Linked DNA regions of Mus musculus: region 2 is linked to region 1. The links are chromatin contacts, found by Hi-C or POLR2A ChIA-PET in ENCODE. All regions are on one chromosome and are shown on one strand. Each heading gives the region's core, a stretch centred on a gene start or an enhancer-like site at or near the end of the contact. The rest is flanking DNA. Distances are from core to core; before and after follow the strand shown. Region 1 holds the start of Plk4 (polo like kinase 4). Region 2 holds the start of Mfsd8 (major facilitator superfamily domain containing 8).

Region 1 (4,586 bases), core at 1,100-3,599:
TAGTAGCCAGGTGAGTACTAGTGAAACAGAGGGAGGGTGTCCATTGCAAGTAAGTACAAAGTCAGGTCTACAGAGACCTTGTCTTAGTAAGTAAATAAAAACCTAAACACTGATAGCTACTTTAATGACATCATATTTGCCAGTTTGAAGAGTATTTGTGGCTTATAGAAGATCCAAAAAAAAAAAAGATGTAGTAGAGAAAAAGTTATGCTAAGAACATACAAAAAGGTAAGTGAAAGGCTAAGAAAAAATGATTCTACAGGTTAAAAAAATGTTTCTGTAAATATGAGTAGTATAAATTAAAACTTTAGAGCATAAAGAGGGTATTCTTTGATTATAGAGAATTCATTAGAAATATATATGAGCTCTGACACAGGTCTGAGAACATAGACTGCAGCTGACAATGAAGTGATAACACAAGGCAAATATATAAAGCAACAAAAAGTAACGAGGGCATGGATTTATATCAACAGACTATTAATGGGCTCTGATAAACTTTAAATACATGTGAAATATTTACAAAAACTCTGAGGCCACAAAATAAAGCCCAGGAATACCAAAGACATCTGCAAGACTTTTAAGCAACAGTCTAAATCATCTATGAAACTAGATCGGGTAGCACACATCTAAAATCTAGCTCTGGAATTCAAGGCCAGCCTGAGGTGCATAGCATGACCCTGAGTCATAATAATCTTATTTGCCTATTAAGACACTGCAAGGGAAATTCTAATATGCCAGTGTGCTTGAAATTAGAATTCTAGAATGTTAAATCATGTTGAAAATTGAGAGTGCTTCTATGAATGTAAACATTCCTTAAACTACAAATGAATCCATTAAATTGCAGGTTTTTGTTTTTGATGTGCAATCATTCCTGTGTGTACGTAAATTACGTGTTCATTATAAAGTATCTTCACACAAGCTCCATCCGGCAGGCACGGTGCTTTGTTTTCAAACAGCTTTGAGAAAGTTCTGTACATGAGATCAGCTTTTTTGTTTGTAGATTTTATTTTTATAACGTGAGTTTATGTGAGTATAGGTTTGTGTACATGAGTGCTATGTCGATAGGAGCCAGAAGGTGGCATCAGAGCCCCTGGACGTGGATAACAGGAGGCTAGCTGACAGCATTGAGTACTGATAGGCAAATATGGCTCTCTCCCACAGCAGCTAGGTCTCACTCACTATGTCGGTATCTCCTACCCCTGAGATGTGCACAGTGTCTGAAAAGCATGAAACTTGTGAAGTGATGCCTTGCTTGCAGGATAACGTGTTCATTTAAATATGTGTGGAGGTTGGCCTTAATTGTCTCAAGGATACTGCAGCCAAAGACAAAAAGGTCCTAAATGAGGACCTCACTCAGCATAGAACCTTTTAAAAGTGCCCGCTAGCCTATTCCTCTTATTCCTAACTATAAATTGCCCTTGGAGACACAGGCCCCCACTAAGACGACTCATCTTTGTTGATAGACCCCCTGACCACCCAGGTGCCATCATCTCTGATTTGCTGTCTTTCCAAATGAATCTTTCCTTGCCTCACTTCTTGTCCTGGAATCACTGGCATTTGGGGATAGCAATCTAGACCTGGATTGGAACACTATTAGGAGTTGAGATAAAACACAGACACAGAGAGAACACACTATTGAGGATCTTCAGAAAACAAGTCACTACTTTGGATCTTTTTGCATCTGATTAAAAAATCTCAAAACAATTAGGCTAAAAAGCAAACCCCTGTCGGATTATTTACTAGCAACTAATGTAAAGATCCATACCACTACTCTTTCTTCAAAACATTTTTAGAGGAAAATGACTTAGCCTAGGTCACTCACATATGGCTCAAAATAAATTTGTAAGATTGGTAGCCCAGGTTAGCCTGGAACTCCTTAGAGTCCAAGAATGGACTGACTCAACCCCAGTGCGTCGCTGTGTCCAACCTTTAATATCTGTCCGGGCAGCGGGTTGCTGGGAAAGAAGAAACTAGAACCCAAGGACATGTCCACGCTTGGAAAGCATTTTACCACTTAGGTACATCCCCAGGCTTTTTTTACTTTAGAGTCGGTGTTTTCCCTATACAGTTCATCTTAAAGCACCACACATTAATAGCTGTAAAAAAGGAAAATGGCACAACGGTGTACATGGTGGGCTGGCGGGTTCGGGGCTGTTCTAAGGAAAGTAATGGACTTTTCCCCCTAGTTCTCTTTAGGCCAAACCTACACACTTATTTAAAAGACTTTCTGCGGGAAGCCAAAGCCCTATTATCCTTCAGGTCAAAACGTAACCTATTATTAGCGTCCGCGCTACGGTCAGTCGTACACTGACCGCTTTCCGTCAAACTTAAAACCCACTTCCGGCCTAGAGCGAGGGAAAGCCCCTGCTGCGCATGCGTGTCGGTCTCCGCCTCTAAGAAGTGGAGAGTGTGCTGACGTCACCGCCAGGCTGGCTCGTTCGGAGACCGGCGGGAATTTTTCAAAATGGGAGCTCCGGGGCGCCGCCCAGGCCTCGGGAGGTACCGGGGGTACCTTTCGGTGGCGTTGGCGGCGTCGCCAGCGGCGGCGTAGAGAAGGCGTCCTGATGGGCGCCAAGACCTGCTGGCTTCTCGGAGCGCTGCCTCGGAGGGACTGCGAGAAGGCCGAGCCCCGGGCGCCGGCGGCTCGGGAACATGGCGGCGTGCATCGGGGAGAGGATCGAGGTGAGGCCGGCGGGCGCGGAGCTGAGGGAAGGTCCGATGGAGGCGGACTCTGGTATTCCGGGACCCAGTGAGCTGAGGTGAACCGAGCGCAGTGCTGAGGGGAGGTCCATTGTGGCTCGGCACAAACACACGGGAGACCAGACGGGTTAGCGGGCTGAGGCTGAGGCCCAGTCTGGCTCAGGCGCTCACTGGTGCTCAGTGACACTAGTAAAGCGGGGATGAGGCGGGCAGGCGCGGTGGCGGTGGCGGGGCTGATCGCCGAGGGACAGGCGAAGCGACCCGCCCCCTGGAGCCCCGCCCGGAGGGGAGCGCCTTGTACCCCGCAGGTGTGTCTCCAGCTGCGGGCCCCGCCCGGTCCTGGTCCCTTGGCGTCGGGTCCGCACTCCCGCCTCCAAAGCCGCGCTCCGCTTGCCCCCTCCCCGGGGATGGCGGTTACCGTGGCGGGAGCTGCGGCGGGAACCTGGTGGGCCAGAGGAGGGACCCGAGCTAACCAGCTCATTAGAGTCCTTAGCCTCCATCAGGGAGGGAGCTCAGAAAATCTCTCAGAGCGTCAAGATGCCTTCCACCCCAGACACCTGCATCATCGAGGTGTGGCAGCTGCTTGAACCATGTCTCCTTTTCTCTTTGGCCCATTTCACATCCCATCCCCTACCCAACTTTCTTACTTTCTAGATCTGCGATTCCTCACGTGTAATCCTTAATTTTTTTTTTAAAAGGACTTTAAGGTTGGAAATCTACTCGGTAAAGGATCATTTGCTGGTGTCTACAGAGCTGAGTCCATACACACTGGTTTGGAAGTTGCAATCAAAATGGTAAGAATGTATTAGTTATTGTTTCTTCAGTATTTTTGCAAGGTACTAGAGAGCAATGAAGGCATGCTATTTAAAATGTCCCACTCATTATCTGCTAAAGACTGCACCTTGCCACCCTGCCAAATGTGTGCATTTGTAATAATTGCATAATACATTGCATAACCAAAAGACAGCTGTTAAGTACAGCATCTGAATTTAAGGACATTTAAGAGACTCTTAACCTTGCTTAAGTGAAGTTTTATACTTTACTAGGGTTCAGGAGACCAGTACATTTTGTTGCTATGAATACTTAAGGTAATGAGAAGTCAGCAATTTATAATAATAATATGCTCATTTGTGGCTGTAACGGTCCAAGAATACCATTATGGTCAGCCTGTGATCCCAGTTCTGAAGAGTTGGGAAAAAGAAAATCCTAACTCCAGGGCCAATCTCTGCTATCACATAAATGCACTGGACATACTGGGAATGTACTCTGTTAGGTCGAGGGCAGAGCACAGATAGGAGTAAACTGACTTCAAAGACTATATTAAAAAAAAAAGACTTCTTACAATTATAGGTTGTTGTTTGAGCTTTTGTCTGGGCTTAGGGGTATAGCTAGGTGGTAGAGTGCTTTTCTCTAGCATGCACAGGGCTCTAGATCAAGCCACAACCATAAAAATCAACAAATAAATCTGCCCTCTTATTTTTAGATAGATAAGAAAGCCATGTACAAAGCTGGAATGGTACAGAGAGTCCAAAATGAGGTGAAAATACATTGCCAGTTGAAACACCCCTCTGTCTTGGAGGTAAGATACCAGATGTATTAAAGTAGTTAAGGAAAGCTGGATGTTCGTATAGTTGACGGCACCCTTTTCTGTTTTAGCTCTATAATTACTTTGAAGATAACAATTATGTCTACCTGGTATTGGAAATGTGCCACAATGGAGAAATGAACAGATATCTGAAGAACAGAATGAAGCCTTTCTCAGAAAGGGAAGGTGGGTGTCTTTTGGGGGTTGGGGTGTGGAATTTGTCTCTCTCTGTTCTGTTTGGTAAAACTTGGCTTTTCAATGTGTGGTTTTGAAAAATGTGGTATTTTTATAACATTTGTGT
Region 2 (4,586 bases), core at 1,462-3,961, 47 kb after region 1:
TCAGTGAGTGTTTTTGCACAGAGTCTGGGGCAGAGCAGCACTGCACTTTCAAAATTCGCTCTGGTCTCACTACAGAAAGGCAGAACAGCCAGACTCAGAACTGGAGAGCAAGAAGGGTGAGCATCTGGAGAGAGCATACTGATATAACTGCAGACATATGACAGAAACAAAAGGTCTGCACTGTAAGACAAGCATACTAGTACCTGCCTGTTACTGTTATTGCACTACGAAGGAGGGAAAGCAGGAAGACCCTAAGTTCAAGGCCAGCCTCTACCAGACTGAGCTGTGAGCCAGCCTGGGCTCCAAAGTGAGAACTTACCTGAAAGGAAGGAAGAAAGGAAGGGAGTGAGGGAAGAGAGGAGGGAGGTAATGCAGACATGTTAGGACAGAGGGTGCAGTAATATTTCTTTTATTGACAAACACTGAAATAAGAATTTGAAGTGTCTGTAGCATTTCAAAAAAACCTAAGGTAAGGCTAGCAATCTATAATCTTTAGGTCAAATCCAGACACCACCGGTCTTTAGCTTGATAGATAAAACTGGTTTACAGGTGAATAGTTGTTACCAGATGACAAAAGACTAACTTCAAAGACCAAGTTTCTCGCCAATAGACCAACCTACTGACTAAACAATGCACTCATTTAGTATGATCTGCAGATTTTCTCTTCTAAGTATCTATGCTATCCATGACTTTGCCTTTGGGCCTGAACCAACAAATCTAAACTATACACCAATAGGACTATTACAGAAAAAGTGGTCGGCCTCTGTTCTCTTAAATAGAATTCATAAAGGAAGTCAGTTGAGAGCACTAGACACTCAAGAAAAGAAGAAGGATCTAATCCAATTACATCAATAAATCCTGATTAGTCAATCTTGTTTGATAAGGGTTGCTGGCTTACTATACTGAACTTTGTACAGTAAAGTACAAGTGAGCAAACCCTGCAGTTAGTCATAGCTAGGGAATCAACTTATGATTTTAAAAACAGCATACATATTTCCTTTTAATTTTTAAAATGCTAAACACAGAACATAGAGTTCAATCTAATGAACTCTTCATGGACAGGAACATCTGTCCATCTTCACCTATAGATGAAGCCTAACACAATCACTTATTTAAAAGGGAGAGAAAAGTAAGAGAAAATGTGTTTAAGCTTATTTCAATCAAAATCATATTTCTGTGGTTAGCTGTACATATATAACTCAAGGATCCCACACTCTTTCTGGAAAACACAGGCCAGACATGAAATACAACAAAAGAAAAGCAAGCAGCACAAAGAAGGCTAGGAAATGGAAATGCCACAGCCCTATGCACGTGACTAACAGGGAGCTCTAGCCTGGCAGAGCCTGTACATCAGAAGCACAAAATTACAGTAAGTAAAAATAACTTCAGGGTCCCGGCAAATAACAAGCCTGGAAGAAAAAAAGTTGTTGGCAGGAGTTGCAGGTAACATAAATGAGGGTTGCTGACAGATTTCAAAAGGGAGAAGAGGGATGGCCTCTTCTAGGCGTGGAATACGCAGGGCAACTATAGAGCTGTAAGAACTCCAAAAGGATTGCGGCACAGCAAAAAGCAGGGCAGAAGCCAACAGCTTCGAAGGTCTCAACAGGCCTGGGGGATGCAGCTCTTTTAAAACAAATGTCAACACTGCTACTTATTTTAATCACCTCAAGATAAAAATCAAGAAACATAAAATTGTAATCCATCCTCTGGCCTCTGTACAAAGCATGATGCATGTGCCACCCGTTCCCCCTCAAAAAATGAACCTAATAAAACACACACTGCGCTTCAAATAAAAGACTCGATGAAATAATACTTATTGCTTCGTAAAAGTAAGAATACATATTGCTACAGTAAGACAAGCCCAACTTTTCTAAATTAGTGCTCATAAATTAGGATCAAAATGAGAATTACAAGGATGAAAATACTAATGAAACGCTTAAAGGTGTCTTTATTTTGGACATGTGATACTGAGCAAATGTGAGTCATTTTAAGTGGGTTTATTTGCAAAATATGAAGACGTTATTAGGCAGGTTAGGAAAAGTCTAACTCAAGTTTAGCTCTTGAGTGTCGGTTAAAACCACCATTTGGGGCTTTTGTGACAGTGGACAGCTACACAGGGTCAACAGAATGCAGTGTCTGCTGTAAAGGAGGCAGCTTAGGTTTCTTCATACAAAACAAAGGAAAAATAGTGAAGAAAAAGAAGCTCTCAAGCAAGAAGGAATTACCATAACAGGATTCAGGCAGATGCTTAAGACACACAGCACAAGGGCTACAATGTGAAACTGCTGTGACCTTTGTGAAGCATCCCCCTGCCCAGCTTTCTAGGTACACAAGTTCTCCAAGCACCAAGATTCTCCTCTATTCCCAAGTACACGCCATTATCCCGGAGCCTGTCCTAAGCGGCTCCGAAGGCGTTGCTGGGCATGCGCATGTGCAGCCGGGTTTCGGGTCCGGACAGTGGACTCACTGTTCCCAGCTAGTCCCACCCGCCTGCTCACCTGCTTCCGGGTGATCCCGGGCCCAAGAGGGGCTCCCGCTCGGCCTCACTTCCCAGGTTCGCCATAATTCCAGCTCTCGCTAGGCGGCGCGCTGCCCACTCTCGCGACACCTGCTCCTTCTCCAGGCCCGGAGCTGTCAAAACACTCCTACGAGTGCGCTTGCGCGCCGTGAGGCCGGAAGCGGACCGGCAGCCGAAGGGAAATGTGAAGTGTGTGGGCCCTGCAGGAGGCGGTGGTGGCAAACAGAGAGAAGGCCGGAAGAGGTGGAGCAAGGCCAGAGCCGGCCTCTGGGGGCGTGTCCCGCGGACGCCACGCCCCGCCCCGAGGACGTCCTCCCTGTCAGGCTGGCTGGCAGCTCGCCTGCTGTTTTGTACCTGAGCAGATTCAGCTCTCTGCTGTCCGAGCTGAGGCGAAAGTCCGGTGCCTTAAGCGTGGAGAGCGGTGGTGGCCAGAGGCTTGGCGAGTTCCCCTTCAGGTGTGCCTCGGCGAGCGGCCTGTAAGTAACAGCCTCTGTCATCTGCTTACGTGCAAGGCGGCATGAAGGCAGCAGTGTCCTGTCCGACAGAGGGCGTTGGGGACCCCTGTGACCCAACCCTGCTGGCCATCAGCGCCTCACCTGAAAGGGACTGAGGATGAGGCTGATGGTAGGCAGCCGCTGTTATACCCCTGACTCCGCTCCTGAGAGACTTGGAAGTCGCGGCTGATGGCAGCCAGACACTGATGCCCCCGCCGGCTCCTCACTTGAGGGGACTGAAGGTCGGGTCTGAGGAGGCTACAACCTCGCTGGTTCCGGGCCCCAGAACCTCAACTTTGCAAAAAACCAGCCCCTAGGCAAAGCCTGCTTAGCTCCAACCCGCTGCTTTCAGCACCAGGAACATAAACACTCAACAGACTCAGATACTGTTGACTTCCTAGTCTCTGTCCCTGCCATTGGACTTGTCAGCTAATTGCTGCTAGAAGTCATCGTGTGTCTCCTAAAGTAATGTTTTCTTAACTATAGATAAGATTGTCATGTGATTTCATTGGATCACATCTCTCCTAGGACACGGGTAAAGCAGATACTTATCTATCTGATCAAGACCGGAGGTCGAGATAAGTTACCCGGAATCTCTCAGAGTTGGGGCCCAGTCTCAATTCTTGAACTCCTTGAACGCTTAGCGTTTGTCCTGCCTCAGGAGCTCTCTGTTGTGTGGTATTCCCATCTCCTCTCCTTTGATCTTTCATTTGTGATCATCTCATGTGCAGCCAATCAGGCATACCCTACTAGAGAACTGTTAAACTTGAAATGTCTTCTGTTAATTATCTTTGAATCCAATCCTGATTATTAGATACTTCATTGTATTCAGTCCTGCACATTTATCTATAGTAACAGAAACAAGGAGATTCTCGTTATTGGTTCCAAGACTACAGATGGGTAGAAAATAAAGTCCTTTTTTTTAACCTCAATATTCTTCCTGTGTTATGGTTGTCATTTCTAATCCCTGGACAGTTGCACAATTTGTGACTCATATGTAATAGAGGAAGAAAAATTTAACTAGCATTCCATCAAGTACAATTTGGTATATGTTGAAAGAAATTTTATTCTTATTCGGGTCCTCATTTCATCCCTACAATGGTTTTCTAAAGAGGAGAGAGATTGACTCAAGTAGACAAAGAAGTGAAAGGCAGAGAGAATAGGAAGATGGCAGAGGGCTACAGAGCTAACCAACAGTAGCTTGAATTCAAGAAACAGGACTCCTCTAACAACAAAACCTGTGCTGTTTACCACCAGGTTTCCTGTAAACAGAATATCAAGAATATTTTCTCATATTTCCTAATAGCAAAGCAAGTATTTAGTGTTTATTTAAATGAAATAATTTGTTGCTCTGTATTAGGCCAAGTATAGTTTTCTACTTTCCAGTTGAGGTGGCTCACTCAAGGTCACACAGCTAAGTGGGGAAACTCAGGTCTTTCCATTACTGTCTCCAAGTGATGAATTCAGACAACAAAAACACATTCAGTGAGGACACAGACAACTCCTAAAGTCTAAATAAACTCAGAAACATATCAAAGGTAGCAATCAAAGCAACATGGGGGAGGACAAACAGT

What was found. A loop is a pair of places that touch in the nucleus more often than their neighbours do. ChIA-PET counts read pairs that join two places held with the same protein, here RNA polymerase II (POLR2A).
Region 2: a loop to region 1 is called in a map of gastrocnemius, with 7 times the contacts of the local background. The contact joins the promoter of Mfsd8 here to the promoter of Plk4 in region 1. A Hi-C loop is called at or near these places in 3 of 37 maps with a recorded cell type or tissue (gastrocnemius, heart and v-Abl transformed pro-B cells). POLR2A ChIA-PET finds 5 or more read pairs at or near these places in 3 of 5 experiments (Patski and embryonic stem cell).

The regions. Positions count from the first base shown.
Region 1 is chr3:40,797,602-40,802,187 of GRCm38, forward strand. Plk4 (polo like kinase 4) reads left to right here and starts at 2,350. Exons shown (of 16, transcript NM_011495.2): 1 at 2,350-2,682; 2 at 3,399-3,494; 3 at 4,184-4,279; 4 at 4,357-4,471. The coding sequence starts at 2,653.
Region 2 is chr3:40,844,143-40,848,728 of GRCm38, forward strand. It overlaps Mfsd8 (major facilitator superfamily domain containing 8), which reads right to left and starts at 2,712. Exons shown (of 12, transcript NM_028140.5): 1 at 2,499-2,712. The coding sequence starts at 2,563. It also overlaps the pseudogene Gm2011.